2 separate regions of the Homo sapiens genome follow, and region 2 is linked to region 1. The links are chromatin loops, found by intact Hi-C in ENCODE. Cell type or tissue: endothelial cell of umbilical vein. All regions are shown on one strand. Links, peaks and the distances in the headings refer to the core of each region. The heading gives the core; the rest is flanking DNA.

Region 1 (5,369 bases), core at 296-5,295:
TACACTATCACATGCATCCTGAAACAATGTACATCTCTTATGCATTGATACAAAAATTTAAAAAAAGCCAGGTGTGGTGGCATGCACCTGCAGTCTCAGCTACTCGTCAGGCTGAGTCCAGAGGATCGCTTTAGCCCAGGAATTCGAGGCAGCAGTGAGCTGTGATCACACCACTGCACTCCAGCCTGGGCAACAAAGTGAGAGACTGTCTCAAAAATCAATTAGTCAGTCAATCAATCCAAAAAGAACTCAAGTCCACGTGGTCCGATTCCAAAACTATCACCCTGAACCATCTGATCTCTGGTCTCATGTATTCAAAGACATTGGTCAGGTGGGGCACAGTGGCTCATGCCTGTAATCCCAGCACTTTGGGAGGCTGAGACGGGCAGATCACCTGAGGTCAGGAGTTCGAGACCATCCTGGCCAATGTGGTGAAACCCCGTCTCTATTAAAAATAGAAAAATTAGCTGGGCTTGGTGGCACGTGCCTGTAATCCCAGCTACTCCGGAGGCTGAAGCAGGAGAATCGCTTGAACCCAGGAGGCGGAGGTTGCAGTGAGCCAAGATTGCGTCACTACACTCCAGTCTGGTCAACAGAGCGAGACTCCATCTCAAAAAACAAACAAACAAACAAAAACAAAAACAAAAACAGAAAACCCCAAAGACATTAGTCAGGCTTTCAAGACTTCTCATTACTTCTTTCTCCCTGACATATCCCAGCAGTGTAAGCCCAAGAAGCTGAGACATCAATGGAAAGATGGTATCCTAGATATTAGTTTCCTCAAAGCCTTCAACATGTCCTTGTTTCTCAGGCTGTAAATGAGTGGGTTCAGCATGGGGGTGACCACGGTATACATCACTGATGCTATTGCACCCTTCCTGGAGGAGTGGGTAGCCCCAGAACTAAGGTACACCCCAAACCCTGTTCCATAAAACAAGGAAACAACGATTAAATGTGACCCGCAGATGGAAAAAGCTTTATACTTTCCACCAGCTGATGGAATTTTCATGACAGAGGAGACAATTCGTGTGTAAGAGAAAATGATCCCAGAGAGAGGAACAACACCTAACAGGCTGGTCACCAAATACACCAGGATGTTATTGATGAGGACATCAGAACAGGCGAGCTTGAGAATATGAGCTAGTTCACAGAAAAAGTGGGGAATTTCCAGGTCTATGCAGAAGGTCAGCTGTAGCACCATCAACGTGTGCAGCAGAGCATCCAGGACACTAACGATGAAGGACAGCAGAAGCAGCAGCCCACAGAGTTTGGGGTTCATGATGACATTGTACCTCAGTGGGTGACAGATGGCCACAAATCGATCATAGGCCATCATGACCAGAATTCCATTTTCCAATCCAACAAAAACCAGGACAAAGCAGATTTGGGTGAGGCAGCCTGTGTAATTGATGGATTGAGCCTGTGCCTGGATGTTCACCAGCATCTTGGGCATCGTGGTGGAGGTGAAACAGATGTCGACCAAGGACAGGATAGAGAGGAGGAAGTACATGGGGGTGTGGAGGTGGGAGTCAGAGTTGACGGCCAGGATGATGAGCAGGTTCCCCAGCATTGTGGCCAGGTACATGGACAGGAACAGCATGAAGAGGATGGGCTGCAGCTCCGGATCCCCTGACAATCCCAAGAGAAAGAATTCTGGAGTGTCTGAGAAGTTTCCTGCTTTCATGTTGTTGATGAGTCTTGATCTTGTCAATATTATCAAAACCAAACCAGTTATAAGTTATAGACCTTTTTTCCTTCCTTCCTTCCTTCTTTCTTTCTTTCTTCCTTCCTTCCTTCCTTTCTTTTTCTTTCTTTCTTTCTTTCTTTCTTTCTCTCTCTCCCTCTCTCTCTTTCTCTTTCTCTCTCTTTCTTTCTTTCTCTCTCTCCCTCCGTCTTTCTTTCTTTCTCTTTCTTTCTTTCTTCTTACTTTCTTTTTCTTTCCCTCCCTCCCTCTCTCCCTCCTCTTTCTTTTTCTCTTTCTCTTTCTTTCTTTTCTCTTTCCTTCTTTCTTTCTTTCTCCTTTTTCTTTCTTTCTTCCTTTCCTTTCTTTCTCTTTCTTTCTCTCTCTCCCTCCCTCCTTCCCTCCCTCTCTCCCTCCTCTTTTTCTCCTTCCTTCCTTCCCTCCTTCCCCCCTCTCTTTCTTTCTCTCTCTTTTCCTTCCTTCCTTCCTTTCTCTCTCTCTCTCTCTTTCTTTCCTTCCTTCCTTCCTTCCTCCCTTCCTTCCCTCCTTCTTTCTTTCCTTCTTTCTTCTTTGCAGGGTCTCTCTCTCTCTGTCATCCATGCTGGAGTGCAGTGGCATGATCATAGCTCACTGTAGCCTCATCCCCCTGGGCTCAAGCAATCCTCCTCTCTCAGCCTCCCAAATAGCTGGGATGACAGGCATGAACCCCCATGCCCAGCCTGTTCTTTACTTCCTTCCTAGGTACCCTATCAGTGTCTTTCTCACCCACCAATTTCCCTTTCTCATTACAGTTTGTGAAAATAAAAATTAAGCCCTCTTTATCTAGCAGCATAAGCCCCTCCCACTATTTTTATTTGCCTTCATCTGTCTTTCATTTGTATCACAGATAATGTTAATAAAGAAAATTTTAACAGTAAGCCATGCATCAGACCCTCTTTCCATTATTTTTTTCTTTTCTTTTTTTTTTTGAGATGGAGTCTCGCTCTGCTACCCAGGCTGGAGTGCAGTGGTGGGATCTCAGCTCACTGCAACCTCTTCCTCCAGGGTTTGAGTGATCCTCCTGCCTCAGCCTCCCAAGTAGCTGGAACTACAGGTGTGTGCCAACACACCTGGCTGATTTTTATACTTTTAACAGAGATAGGGTTTCACCATGTTGGCCAGGCTGGTCTTGAACTCCTGACTTGAAGTGATCCACCCGCCTCAGCCTCCTAAAGTGCTGGGATTACAGGCTTGAGCCACTGCACCCACTCTTCCTATTATTACTGGTGCAGCCCCTGGTTCAGGCAACCCCTGAGCCTTGGCACTGATTCCTGGAGGAGTCCTGTGTGAGTCAGCGCCAAACCTTTCCTGTTCCTTCTGGCTTATCCAGATTCTTGAGAAATTGATTCTGGGGCCCCCAAAGCAGGAAGTAAAGAATTGATGTATGCCGGCAATGTCAAAACATCAGCCTGCTGTTCTCATAAACCCATAAGTTAAGGAAATTCTGTAATGATGACTCAGGAGTTGGGGCAAACATATTATAGAATCACAGCATGTGAACAGTTGAATGGTGCAGTGAGCCCATCTCAGCCCTTTGCTTCACAAATTGAGTTCCTGGCCAGACACAGCGGCTCACACCTATAATCCCAGCACTTTGGGAGGCTGAGGCAGAAGGGTCGCTTGAGGCCAGGAGTTTGAGACCAGCCTGAACAAAGTAGCAAGACCCATCTATAGTAAACATTTTTTAAAAATTAAATTAAATTAAAAATTAGCCAGGCACGGTGGTACGTGTCTGTAGTCCCAGCAACTTGGGAGGCTGAGTTGGGAGGATCACTTGAACCCAGGAGTTGGAAGCTGCAGTGAGCTTTCATAGGGTCACTGCATGCCAGCCTGGGCAACAGAGCAAGACTCTGCCTCTTAAAACAAATACACAAACAAGCTGGGCGCGGCGGCTCAAGCCTGTAATCCCAGAACTTTGGAAGGCTGAGGCAGGCGGTTCACGAGGTCAGGAGATCAAAACCATCCTGGCTAACATGGTGAAACCCCGTCTCTACTAAAAATACAAAAAATTAGCCGGACGTGGTGGTGGGTGCCTGTAGCCCCAGCTACTCAGGAGGCTGAGGCAGGAGAATGGCGTGAACCCGGGAGGTGGAGCTTGCAGTGATCCGAGATCCTGCCACTGCACTCCAGCCTGGGCGACAGAGCGAAACTCTGTCTCAAACAAACAAACAAAAAACCAAATACACAAACAAAAACAAAATTCAGGCCCCCAACCGGGAGCTGGCTTTTACTGGAGAAAGACAAATGATTATAAAAGCTTCAACCATTGGTGCATAAAACTTGGACTCAGACAGTTGTCAGTTCCGTCATGTATGCCTCAATTGTGACATGGATCCGTGACATGAGAAGGTCCCTGAACCTCTCTGAGCAGACTCAAGTTTCTCACTTCTCCGATGGGAACTGGTATAAAAATGTGCATGGGGTGTTGCAGGGATGAAAAATGAATAGATGTTAGGATAGGTGTATCCTAGCACAGTGCTCAGGGGTCCTGCAATAACCTTTTATTTATTTATTTTGAGATGGAGTCTCGCTCTGTGGCTCAGGCTGGAGTGCAGTGGCACGATCTTGGCTCACTGCAACCTCTGCCTCCCGGGTTCAAGCGATTCTCCTGCCTCAGCCTCCTGAGTAGCTGGGATTATAGGTGTGCACCACCATGCCCAGCTACTTTTTGTATTTTTGGTAGAGACGTGATTTCACCATGTTGACCAGGCTGGTCTCAAACTCCTGACCCCAGGTGATCTGCCCACCTTGGCCTCCCAAAGTTCTGGGATTACAGGCGTGAGCCACCACGCCTGGCCTGCAATGACCTTTCCTATCATTTTTGTTTCTAGCTGTGGACAATGCTTGATGCCTCAGGGACATGGGGGTGAGATGGGGTGCAAAAGGAAGAAGCAGGGAAGATATCCCAAGAATAATGTCAGGCCGGGTGCGGTGGCTCACACCTGTAATCCCAGCACTTTGGGAGGCCGAGGCGGGCAGATGACCTGAGGTCAGGAGTTTGAGACCAGCCTGGCTGACATGGTGAAACCCCGTCTCTACTAAAAAAATTTAAAAATTAGCCAGGTGTGGTGATGCATGCCTGTAATCCCAGCTACTTGGAGACTAAGGCAAGAGGATTGCTTGAACCTGGGAGGTGCAGGTTGCAGTGAGCTGAGATCACGCCACTTCACTCCAGCTTGGGTGATAGAGTGAGACTCCATCTCAAAAAAAAAAAAAAAAAAAAAAAGAAGAAGAATGTCTTAGGGCTGAGCAAAGAAGGCATGTGCTCAAAATCCCACTGAGGGTTCTCCTAGTGTAATAAGGTACAGAAAAGAAAGAACTGGGCTTGACACAGTGGCTCAAGCCTGTAATCCCAGCACTTTGGAAGGCCGAGGTGGGAGGATCACTTGAGCCCAGGAGTTTGAGACCAGCCTGGGTTGTGTGTCTGTACTCTATCTAGCCTGGGTGACAGAGCAAGATGCTGTCTCAGAGAAAAGAAAAAGAAAAAAGAAAAAGCCAGGCGCAGTGGCTCGCGCCTGTAATCCTAGCATTTTGGGAGGTAGAGGCAGGCAGATCACTTCAGCCCAGGAGTTAGAGACCAGCCTGGGCAACATGGTGAAACCCCATCTCTACAAAAAATACAAAAACTAGTCAGGCATGGTGGCATGCA
Region 2 (5,369 bases), core at 224-5,223, 53 kb before region 1:
AGGCAGGAGAATCGCTTGAACCCGGGAGGCAGAGGTTGCAGTGAGCTGAGATTGTGCCACTGCACCCCAGCCTGGGCAACAGAGAGAGACTCTGTCTCAAAAACAAAACAAAACAAAACAAAAACCAGAAGAGATGTGTGGTGCATGTAAAATACACATGAGATGAGATTTTGAAGACTGATTTTGAAAAAAAGAATGTAAAATGTCTTGGCCATAACTTTCATCAGAATTACTTGATTTGTATTTAAATATCATGGCATTTAGTTTATGGGGGATTTTTTTGTTTTAATTTATCTTTTTTCTTTTTTTCCAGCAAATGCTTAACATCCAAAGTTTATGGTTATATGTTTGAGATGGGATCTCATTCTGTCGCCCAGGCTGGGGTGCAGTGGCTCACTGCAGCCTCTACCTCCTGGGTTCAAGCCATCCTCCCACCTCAGCCTCCCAAGTAGCTGGGACTATATAGGTATGTGCCATCACGTTTGACTAATTTTTAAATTTTTTTGTAGAAGCCGGGTGCAGTGGCAAATGCCTGTAATCCCAGCACTTTGGGAGGCCGAGGCGGGCGGATCACCTGAGGTCAGGAGTTTGAGACCAGCCTGGCCGACATGGTGAAACTCCGTCTCTACCAAAAATACAAAATTAGCTGGGGGTGGTGGCGCGCGCCTGTAATCCCAGCTACTTGGGAGGCTGAGACAGGAAAATCTCTTGAACCTGGGAGACAGAGATTGCAATGAGCCAAGATTGTGCCACTGCACTCCAGCCTGGACGACAAAGTGAGACTCTGTCTAAAAAAAAAAAAAAAAAAAAGTTTTCTGTAGACACCGAATCTCACTATATATGTTCCCCAGGATGAACTTGAAGTCCTGGGCTCAAGTGATCCTCCCATCTCAGCCTCCCAAAGTGCTGGGATTACAGGTGTGAGCCACCGCGCCCGACCCATAGATGCTTGTTAAGGGAAAATCCCAGCACTTTAGGAGGCCAAGGAGGGTGGATCACCTGAAGTCAGGAGTTCGAGACCAGCCTGGCCAATATGGTGAAACCCCATCTCTACAAAAAATACAAAAATTAGCTGGGCTTTTTGGCTGGTGCTTGCAATCCTTGAGAGGCTGAGGCAGGAGAATCACTTGCCTGTAGTCTTAGCTACTTGGGAGGCTGAGGTGGGAGGATTTGCTTGAACCCAGGAGTTCAAGGCTGCAGTCAGCTATGATAGCGCCACTGTACTTCAACCTGGGCAACAGAGGGAGACCTGGTCCCTTAAAAAAAAAAAGACATTTCTCAAGAGGGCCTTCTACCTTCCTTCCTTCCCTTTGAAAAACCTAGGAGGGAGTTACAGATGTTATTGTTCACCAGCTGTATCCTAAGGAATTCAGGTTCGTCCTAAAGGAAAATGCCTTTTCCCCTTTCCTCACCTCGTTTTAGATACTCTCTGGAGGATTTTCCTCAGATTCTCGCTGAAACCTGACTCTCTCCTGGTAATGCAAATATTCCTGGGCTCTCTATGGGAAAGCTGCGGCCCTGTGCCTGACCCCAGGGCACTGGGAGAGAAAGTCTTTCCGGGCCGCAAGGTGTCATAGGAAAGGGGTCCCAATCCAAACCCCAAGAGAGGGCTCTTGGATCTCAGGCAAGTCTGTAAAGTGAAAGCAAGTTTTTAGGAAAGTAAAGGAATAAAAGAATGGCTACTCCATAGACAGAGCAGCCCCAAGGGCTGCTGGTTGCCCATTTTTATGGTTATTTCTTGATAATATGCTAAAGAAGGGGAGGATTATTCATGCCTCACCTTTTTAGAGCATCTGGGGTAACTTCCTGGTGTCGCCATGGCATCTGTAAACTGTCATGGTGTTACTGGTAGAAGGTGTCCAGGTTCTTGGCATCCCAAACAAAGAATTGGACAAAACACACCAACAAAGCAAAAGCAAGGAAGGCAGAAGCAGGGATTTTTTTTTTTTTTTTTTTTTTTTGAGACGGAGTCTTCCTCTGTCATCCAGGCTGGAGTGCAATGGTGCAATCTTGGCTCACCGCAACCTCCGCCTCCCGGGTTCAAGTGATTCTCGTGCCTCAGCCTTCCGAGCAGCTGAGATTATAGGCATGCACCCCCATGCCCGGCTAATTTTGTATTTTTTTTTAGTAGAGTCGGGGTTTCTCCATGTTGGTTAGGCTGGTCTCGAACTCCCAACCTCAGGTGAACTCCCGACCTCAGGTGATCCGGCTGCCTCGGCCTCCCAAAGTGCTGGGATTACAGGTGTGAGCCACCGCGCCCCAGCCAGAGGCAGGGATTTATTGAGAATGAAAGCACACTCCACAGTGTGGGAGTGGGCTGGAGCATAGGGGCTCAAAGTCCCCATTACAGAATTTTTCGGAGTTTAAATACCCTTTACTTGGGGTACGCCCTATGTAAATGGAGAGGATGAAGTAAGGTTACAGTCATTGACTTGGCTTCCGCCCTTCCTGCCATAGGTGAAGTGTGAATCGACCTTATATTCTTGGCCTCCAGACCTTGTTTTCCTGACTCAGTGACACTGATGGGAGTGTAGCAGTGAGGACAACCAGAGGTCACTATTGGGGCCATCTTGGTTTTGGTGGGTTTTGACTGGCTTCTTTTTGCAACCTGTTTTATCAGCAAGGTCTTTATGACCTGCATCTTGTGCTGACCTCCTATCTCATCCTGTGACTTAGAATGCCTTAATTGTCTGGGAACACAGCCCAGCAGGTCTTGGCCTTATTTTACCCAGCCCCTACACAAGATGGAGTCACTCTGGTTTAAACATCTCTGACAAAGGCATTCAGAGAGAAAGTCTGTCCATGTGAACATTGTCTCCTAAGCTTGCCGGGTGCTCCAATCACGGCCATGGGCAGGACGTGTGACAGCTGGTCTCCCCCTCCAAGACTCCCAGACTAGCAGGCAAATCTAACATTCCAGAAACCCTTAAATAGTTCATGAATGACACCTGAAATCTGCATTCTGCTGGGGGAGGCAGGGACGTGTCTTGGCCGTGGCTGGGAAGCAAGATTTTTAAAGCTCAGGCCTGAGCTGGAAGAAAAGACTGGAGGAAGAGGGGAGGGGATGGGCAGGATTCCAACTCTCCTGGGGGAGTTCCAGGCTGGGGCAACACCGGTTTTACTTTCTGAAGCGGAGGGAGGTCTCTGTCCATCTCCTGCTGACACCCACCCCACCTGGGCCTGGCTGCTACCCGAGGGTAATTATCTGCACCCAGCCATGCACCGCACCGCCGTTCCCACTGCCCATGACTCACTCGGCCCCCCTTGCGTTCTTTGTTCTTCGCCTCCTTCCCCCACCTCCCTGCAGGCTTCACACTTTGCAGGCCTAGGTCTTAGTCATCTCTGGGAACGGCTCCAATTTTCTTACAATGATAAGTAAATGGATCATTCTTTAGCTCGGCTAGAATGTCCCCATCTTTATTCTCAGAGCAATTCCTTGCACATAGCCGCATGCCCTCATCATAGGGATTTTGCCCTGGCTGCCACCTTGCCCTCCTTCTGGTTCCCTGTTTCATTTTCGAAGGTCTTTCTTCTTTGAGACAAGGTCTCACTCTGCCCCTAGGTGAAGGGCAGTGATGCGATCATAGTTTACTGTAGCCTCCAACTCCTGGGCCCAATCGATCCTCCAACCTTGGCCTCCTGAGTAGCTGGGACTGTAGGCACCCGGCTAATTTTTAAAAATTATTTTCAGAGACAGGGTCTTGGCCGGGTGCGGTGGCTCATGCCTGTAATCTCTGTACTTTAGGAGGCCGAGGTGGGTGGATCACCTGAGGTCCGGAGTTCCAGACCAGCCTGGCCAAAATGGTGAAACCCCGTCTATATTAAAAATACAAAAAAATTAGCCAGGCGTAGTGGTGCACGCTTGTAGTCTCAGCTACTCAGGAGACTGACGCAGGAGAATCACTTGAACCCAGGAGGTGGAGGTTGCAGTGAGCCGAAATTATGCCATTGCACTCCAGCCTGGGCGACAAGAACAAAACTCCATCTCAAAAACAAAACAAACAAACAAACAAAAAAACTCAAAAGAGACAGGTTCTTGCTGTGTTGCCCAGGCTGGTCTCGAACTCCTGACCTCAAGTGATCCTACTGCATTGGCCTCCCAAAATGCTGAGATGACAGTCGTGAGCCACCACACCTGGCCTCGTTTTGAAGGTCTTGAATCAAATAATTACCTTTTCCTTGAGGTATCTGGAATATATAGATAACATAACCGGTTAGGTCAGGGGTCGATCTTTAACCAGGCCCAGGGTGCGGTGCCGGGCTGTCTGCCTATGGATTTGATTTCTGCCATTTAGTTTTTACTTCTTCTTTCTTTGGAGGCAGAAATTGGGCATAATATGAGGGGTGGTGTCCTCCCTTACTATGATTGTGCCCCTGCACTCCAGCCTGGTCAACACAGCAAGACCCTGTCTCAAAAAGAAAAGGGATCTAACATCTTTTTAAATTTACTTATTTATTCTACCTGTAGACTCTTAACACTAGAATGTCAGGGATTTTTGCATGTTGGTTCATTCACTGATCCGTTGTATTCTCAGACCTGGGGCTTGTCAAGCATGCAGGCACTGAATGAACATCTGTTAAGGAAATGCCGAGTGAGCCAAGCATGGAATTTGTAAGGCTCTTGTGTCGTTTCGAACCCCGAGAGCAAGCCAACAAACAACATGAGCTGGTGTGGAGCAACACGCTGTTTTAATGTGCACCTGGGTGCAGACGGCTGAGGCCTAAAATGGCGTCAGCCCCAAGTGAGGACGGGGCAGGGGTTTTATAGTCTCCCGTAAACAGCAAGTGTCCCAGTCTGACGTAACTGCTACATGGTACCCGGATGGCCCGTCTCTTGATCTTCAGGGGCATGTGTCTTCCGGCCAGGGTAGATGTCTTCCAGCCAGGGTACGTGTCTTCCGGCCAGGGCAGGTGTCTTCCGGCCAAGGTAGCTGTCTTCCGGCCAGGGTAGATGTCTTCCGGCCAGGGTAGATGTCTTCCGGCCAGGGTAGGTGTCTTCCGGCCAGGGTAGATGTCTTCCGGCCAGGGTAGATGTCTTCCGGCCAGGGTACGTGTCTTCCGGCCAGGGTACATGTCTTCCGGCCATCTCTCTTCCTGCTTCTGCTATCTTGCTGGCGCATGCTGCTGGGGCAAGTAGCCTTGCACCTTGGGACTGGGCCTGAGAAGGGAGGAGTTATTCATCCCCCCAAGTTTATCCTCCCAAGTTTTCAGGCCGCGGGGAGAATCTTTCAGAATTATTCTGTCAATATTGTTTCTTCCCCCTTACCCTGGCTCTCTTCTCCCAATCCTGCCCTGGTCCCCACTCTGCAGATGAGTAGACACTGTGTCCCACCTTGTCCTGTGGGTGCCTGATACTTGACTCTGTCAGT

Evidence for each region. Hi-C counts contacts between places; a loop is a spot of excess contacts. Peaks named below come from ENCODE experiments on the same cell type or tissue, not always from the same donor. Only the 100,000 strongest peaks of a DNase experiment are listed, where the experiment ranks them.
Region 2: a loop joins it to region 1, with 8 times the contacts of the local background. A loop is called at or near these places in 1 of 110 quality-filtered maps.

What each region holds. Positions count from the first base shown.
Region 1 is chr19:9,125,267-9,130,635 of GRCh38, forward strand. It overlaps OR7G3 (olfactory receptor family 7 subfamily G member 3), which reads right to left and starts at 1,684. Exons shown (of 1, transcript NM_001001958.1): 1 at 746-1,684. The coding sequence starts at 1,684. The coding sequence ends at 746. In endothelial cell of umbilical vein, for the core only: no CTCF peak of the experiment used is centred there; a DNase peak (open chromatin) is centred at 3,085; H3K27ac peaks cover 897 bases.
Region 2 is chr19:9,072,515-9,077,883 of GRCh38, forward strand. No RefSeq gene overlaps it. Among named protein-coding and RNA genes, the nearest start is that of MUC16, 9.4 kb to the left of the region's middle. RefSeq lists an enhancer at 1,587-2,474. In endothelial cell of umbilical vein, for the core only: no CTCF peak of the experiment used is centred there; a DNase peak (open chromatin) is centred at 3,307; H3K27ac peaks cover 358 bases.